2 separate regions of the Mus musculus genome follow, and region 1 is linked to region 2. A link is a loop called in an ENCODE intact Hi-C map of the cell type or tissue named here. Cell type or tissue: heart. All regions are shown on one strand. Links, peaks and the distances in the headings refer to the core of each region. The heading gives the core; the rest is flanking DNA. Region 1 has its middle 5.9 kb from the start of Gm4035. Region 2 holds the start of Gm29590 (a long non-coding RNA gene).

Evidence for each region. Peaks named below come from ENCODE experiments on the same cell type or tissue, not always from the same donor. Only the 100,000 strongest peaks of a DNase experiment are listed, where the experiment ranks them.
Region 1: a loop joins it to region 2, with 3 times the contacts of the local background. A loop is called at or near these places in 2 of 42 quality-filtered maps.

The regions. Positions count from the first base shown.
Region 1 is chr13:37,439,571-37,442,473 of GRCm38, forward strand. No RefSeq gene overlaps it. Among named protein-coding and RNA genes, the nearest start is that of Gm4035, 5.9 kb to the left of the region's middle. In heart, for the core only: no CTCF peak of the experiment used is centred there; DNase peaks (open chromatin) are centred at 141 and 1,261; H3K27ac peaks cover 1,764 bases.
Region 2 is chr13:37,508,101-37,511,003 of GRCm38, forward strand. The region is part of intron 2 of Gm30863 (a long non-coding RNA gene); the gene reads right to left. Gm29590 (a long non-coding RNA gene) reads left to right here and starts at 542. Exons shown (of 2, transcript XR_003950565.1): 1 at 542-1,248; 2 at 1,617-2,903. In heart, for the core only: no CTCF peak of the experiment used is centred there; DNase peaks (open chromatin) are centred at 721, 871, 1,531 and 2,621; H3K4me3 peaks cover 1,445 bases; H3K27ac peaks cover 2,476 bases.

The DNA of each region.
Region 1 (2,903 bases), core at 106-2,605, 69 kb before region 2:
AGAACTTCCTGGAGATTTTTAAGGTGGGTGTTGTCTTGGGTTAATGTGATCCACAGGAGTGATCCCAGAACTCTGAAGCCACAAGCGGGATTATAAGTTCAAAGATGGAGAGCTACACGTCAGTCTTCAGGATTTCCTTACAAACAAACCCGTGGCACCAGTTCTTGGAGCTTTACCGTTCCCAGAGGACCAACAGCATCTACAGCTATGCAACATAGAATCCCAGGCCGGCAGCAGTGTGGAGTCCTCAAGCTGTGAAGGAATTCCTCCTGCCATCAATAAACTGATGCATCAATGAAACATTCAACAGTTGCTTCTCTCTTGCCTGCTTTGTTACAGCCGAGTACACTGACAGTTACCCAAAGACAAACTCTAGGAAGCAAACAAAACCTGTCTCCCGTAACAAAAAAAGGTGGGGAAACCCAGGGACAAACCCATGATTTGAGATTACCATGCCCAGGACTCTCCAGGATAGCTCTTGCTCACCGGCAGCTGTGTAGGAAGCTAACGAAACAGCCAGGGTTCAGAAGCCCAGCGAGGCTTCTCTCCACAGAGGTGGAAACCGCACAGGCTAGGGTGGGGCTGTCTAGAGACACTCAGCTTACCTTACCTTGCTAAACTCCTCTCATGGCTCATCTGTAAAGGATGGGTGGGTGTAAAGCGTGCCTCTCAGGACTGTCAGAAGGGGTAAGCGAAGCACGTAAATGCCACTGATACATGCCAAGGGCATTGTGGTCCAGCCATCTTCCCCACACTCAAAGTGCAGTGCCAAGCATCGGCCTGGAGGCCGAAAGTAAAATAGAACCTTGCTGAGAGGCAGAAGCCTGTAGCTGAGCTCGCCTTTGTCAGGTGCCCAGAACTTCACAGGTGGGCACTAATTGTCTTGAGAGTTCTTCTTTCTCCCCCCCCCCCCCAGTATGCAGAGAAAACCGCAGCTTAACATTGGGGGCAGGTTGAGCATTGTTCTCCTCACTATCTTTTGCATTTGACCAAGAACAGTGGTGTTTTGAAGAACAATATTTGGACAAGACTCAGCCCTGTCCTATGCTGTCACTGCAGGAGATGCAGGCTCTTCGTGGGCAGAGACAAGTCCAGTCATGGGAAGACAGAAGGCAGGGGCACAAGCCACCCCACCCCAGTGCAGCTTGCCCTCAGATTTCCTCTCCCCTCCCTTTCTTAGACACACCAGCTGCAGCTTTCTCCTCCTGTCTTGTGAAATGTCCCAGTCCACTACAAGGCTCGTGCAAATGCAAACCTCGGCCTTCCAGGAACCTAGCAAACTGTCTGCCCTGGAGTCACATCCAGTAAAAAGGCGGGGCCAGGCCAAAGCCACAGCCACAGAGAGTGGGAAGCCCAAAGCGTAACCCCAAACTCAGCAAGACTTTCTCTTATGGCTTTGGCAGATCAACCAGTCATTTTGCCTTGGTTTCCCATCCCAGCAATGAGAGCTACAGGCTCGCTCGCTTCCTTTACAAGTGTGTTGTAGAAGAATGTGGGAGAAAGGCCGTTTTGCATGTACTGACGGATGGAATGTAGAGGGAGTGCAAAATACCATTAGGGCATAATTGTGGGCAAACTCCCAGCCCCACCCTTTAGCAAACCATATTCCTCAGAGACTGGTGTTTTGCCACTTCTCTGCACTGTTAAAACAGTTTAAAAATATAGTGGGCCATTCTCTCCTCCTCCCCCCACCCCCAACCCGGTGCTATTTTTAGTCCACGTTGGTTTATTTCTCCACTGTGGCAGCAGCATCCTTTCCCTTTGGGCATCTGTATCTTTTTTTGGTGCCCCCCACAATATCCCATTACATCTTTCTACTATTTAGAGAGCCCAAAGATTCAGGACTCAGGCCTGCCTGGTCTGCCTGAGCTAGAATTTACCCCAAAGCAGACAGAGACTCAACTCAGGAAGGGGGTACAGGGAGCAGGAGTGACAGAAGCGGAGGCATGAATGTCTTGTCACATAGCCACTGAGGAAAGTCTGGAGACATCTGGGAATTTATAGCAACCACTCGCTATGTACCAGTAGCATCACCAGCCTGCGGGGTGAGGAAAGGGGCTTTCATCCCTTGGCTGCTGTCCCCAGACCCTTTTGGTTCCTTGTTCCAGCATGAACACATGGGGCCTCTCAGGCTTTTCTCCTGGGGTAACAAAGGCTGCAGGACTCCGGTGGTAAAGACAGCTCAGTCGACTGCACGCCCAACCTGTGACTGAGATAAGACTCAAATCTTAGACAATAAGAGATAGACACTAGAGTTTGGATCTTAAAAGTCTCCCCGGAGTCTGGTGTGTTAAGGGTTTTTGTTTGTAACTTGAGTCCTTTTTGCAAGGTTGTAAAGATTTTAAAGCTTTTGAAAGGTAGGTAGAGTAAAAGTTAGGTTTAGAGAATGTGCTCTCGATAGGTGGGGTACTGGGACCACTAGCTGAGTCCTCTCTGCCGCTGGTCATACCCTCCTCCTCCTCTCCCTCCTCCTCCTCCTCCTCCTCCTCTCCCTCCTCCTCCTCCTTCTCTCCTTCCTCTCCCTCCTCCTCCCCTTCCCCCTCCTTCTCTACCTCTTCCCCTTCCCCCTCCTTCTCTACCTCCTCCTCAGCTCCCATCTTCTCTCCTCCTCCCCTCCCTCTCCCTTCCTCTTCCCCTTCTTGGCTGTCAGGAGTCCAGTGGCCTCCTTATCACGGCCTCCCACGGCCTTAAAAACAATGAAGCCCAATGACCACAGATTGCGACCTCTGAGCCAGAACAAACCTTCCTCCTTGGAGGATGCTTATCTCAGGGAAGGCAGACTCTCCAGCATAAGCAACCACAGCTGCTTATGAAGTAAGCCAGAAAGAGCCAAACATCAAGCAAGGCCAGCTCCTCGACAAAGTGAGTTCAAGGCCAGCTTGGACAATTAATGAGACTTTGTC
Region 2 (2,903 bases), core at 123-2,622:
GTTGTTAGCCACCATGTGGGTGCTGGGAATAAAACCCAGGTCTTCTGGAAGGACTATACGTGCCCTTAACCACTGAGTCATCTCTCCAGCTCCTCAAAGTGTATTTTTAAAACTTACATAAAGATGTAAAACTACAGTTTGCTATATATACTTCAGAATGTTTTCTTTGGGGGAAAAAGTACTTCATCTAAGCACCCAGCAACCCTGTAGCACATGAGTGGGGCTTGTGGCTCAGGGGTGACGGCGGTTCTGGATGCCGAGAGCAGCAGGTTCCGGTCTGGACCTCAGTTTGGAGTAGTGATGCTTCTCCTTACTGTAGCAGGAGAACGGGCTGAGCTGAGGCATCCGGGTTGATGTTTGACAGGCACCAGTTGAAGAGGAGGACTTTCAGTCCTGAGGACTTTCTGACCTGGGCTTCCGAGAAGCCCAGGGGACAAGCGTATAAGTTTGCCACATGAGCCAGCACTCTGGGGACTCTTTCCTCAGCTTACCAGCCCACTCTCATGCTTGGAAATGCCTTTCTTTTCTTCATAAGCCGTCTCGATTCTTGGTTCTAACCGTGCACCCCTGCGCGATTGTAAGACCTTGGATCTGGGAGCCTGAAACCTGCTTCCCTTTGAGCTCAGATCCGTGGCTCCTCCCTCCAGGGCTCACCACTGCCCTGTGCAGCAGCCTTGGAATCCTCCAATAAAGCAGCCTTCTCTCGCCCTGGAGCCAGCTTCCTGCCCAGATCCCTTGTTCTAGGCTGTCCCCCAGCCCCACGTGGCTCCAGTTCCACACCCTAAGCATTTCTATGAATCTGGGCCTTGTTGGATGTTTATTTGTGGGGTGTGAATCCCCAGGGGAAACAAAGCTGGGCGTGCATGCCAATGTCCTTGTCAGTCTTGGATCCTGGGCCTCCAAGGGCTCCGTTGTAGCCTTCAGTGTCCACAAAGCACTGGTGTGAGGTTGAGACAGGTGAAGAGCAGGCAGAGGGACTCAGCCTCGCCTCAGATCCACAGCCTGCCCAGGAGGAAGCCTGAAGCACACTGTGGGTGAGGTCAGATCTTGGCAGAGTATCCGGATGCCTCGCAAAGCCAGCTTCCCCAGCTGGGTCTGGAATGGGGTCCACAGTGCCCCTCCAAATATGGTAGTTTTACTGGTTTTACCCAATCTTGGCAACCTCCAGAGCCCGTGCAGCCAAATCTGTGGCTTTGAATATGAGAATCACCTCAACCAGCATTCTTTCTAAGGCAACGTGTGAAGAGGGTAAGGTACCAGAGAGCCCCGACTAGGGTGTGTTTCACAGTTCCAGGGAGCGCCCCTGTGGCGGGGCGGGGGGGTGGGGGTGGGGTTGGGGGGGGCAGGAGAAGAGGAAGACAGAGTCTTAGGAGAAGCAGCTGGTTAGGCAGTAGACACGCCCCTTCTTCCCTCCCTTAAGAAACAAGCCTGGCATCTGTCTACAAAGCCTGCTGTCCTCAGAGATAACAGGGCTGTGACTGCTGGTGACAGCTGCTCACTCGCCTTTCCAGAGAGGAAACTGACCCTGGGTCTGTAAAACGATGATAGAAACTAACAGGAGACCTTTCCTCCCTGGACCCCTTTCCTGTTTATACACCAATGTTCACACACTCTAGCGCACACACAGCAGCTGCAGAGAGAGGATGAACGAGGCTGAGTCCCGTTAAGAGATAAGCGTTCTGCATACACCGTAGCTGGCTGGTGGACAGGGTGGTGATCCAGAAAACCCACATTTAAACCATCCAGTGATCCCCTTCCTCAGAGCTGACCGTCCCACAAAATGGAAGTCTTTCCAGCTGGAGCGGAAAGTCACTTCATCTTTTCTTCCCTGAGGTGGATACAACGTGTTTCGGGCAGGTGAGAGTGGTTTTGGAGGCGAAGGGACTCCTAGCAGTGAATTTAACTGCAGCACTGACACTCTGACCCCCTCCCTCCCCAGAGGAGCAGCAGCAAGGTCTAGGAAGACGCTAAAGATCCCAAGCAAGATCCTTTCAGAAATTCACCAGTGAGCTTCCCATTGTAGCTGGTTCAGTGAAGGGTTACGTTTCCTCAATGCAGTGTCAGGAAAGACTGTCCACCAAGTTACTACCAACCTTACACAAGAAACAGACTTTCTAGACAACAGGAAAGGAGGAAGGAGGGTAGGAGGAAGGAAGGAAGGAGATAGGAAAGAGTCATTTATTAATAATTGGCTATACAAGGATCAAAAGCAATTTCCCCAGTGATAAGAATGCCAGCTTGCCTTGGAACTTAGCCCCGAAGCCCTCGTTCATCCTTAAGTCATTTGCCTTCCATATTTACCAGTTCTCAAGGACATTGCTTTTTTCTGCTCAACGACCAGTGAGCCTCGTGAGGTATGTTCTCAGCCCTACTGTGGTACCATGCCATGGCCGAGGATGGGCATCCTGGAGCCGTCCGTGTCACCCACCCAGCAATGGCTCCGGAACTTCTGCCTCTTGGCCTGCAGAGGAGGGGTGCTTGAACTTCAGTTAGGCAGCCCCCTCCCCTTGGAGCAGACACAGCACAGAGCACACGAGGAGGCCATGCTGTAACTAATAACAAGTAGCTACGGGTGTCATTGTCCTCGATTCCTGGCATGGAATCCCCAAGCTCATAACTCCAGAACAATAGAGAAGCCTCTTCTGCCCAAACATGTCACCTTTGACCCAGTCCCTGGTACAGAACTTCTGAATCCCTTGGGATGCCCTGGGCTACAGAGCATCTTTTGTCCTAGGGACCTTTTTTTATTGTTTTGTTTTGTTTTTTGTTTTGTTTTGTTTTGTTTTTTGCTTTGTTTGTTTGTTTGTTTGTTTGTTTTTGCTGGTCACCACGTGAGAACATTCAGCTTTACCCCACATCTTCCAGCAAGTGAAGGGGACTGGAGACTGACATCATAGTTGATT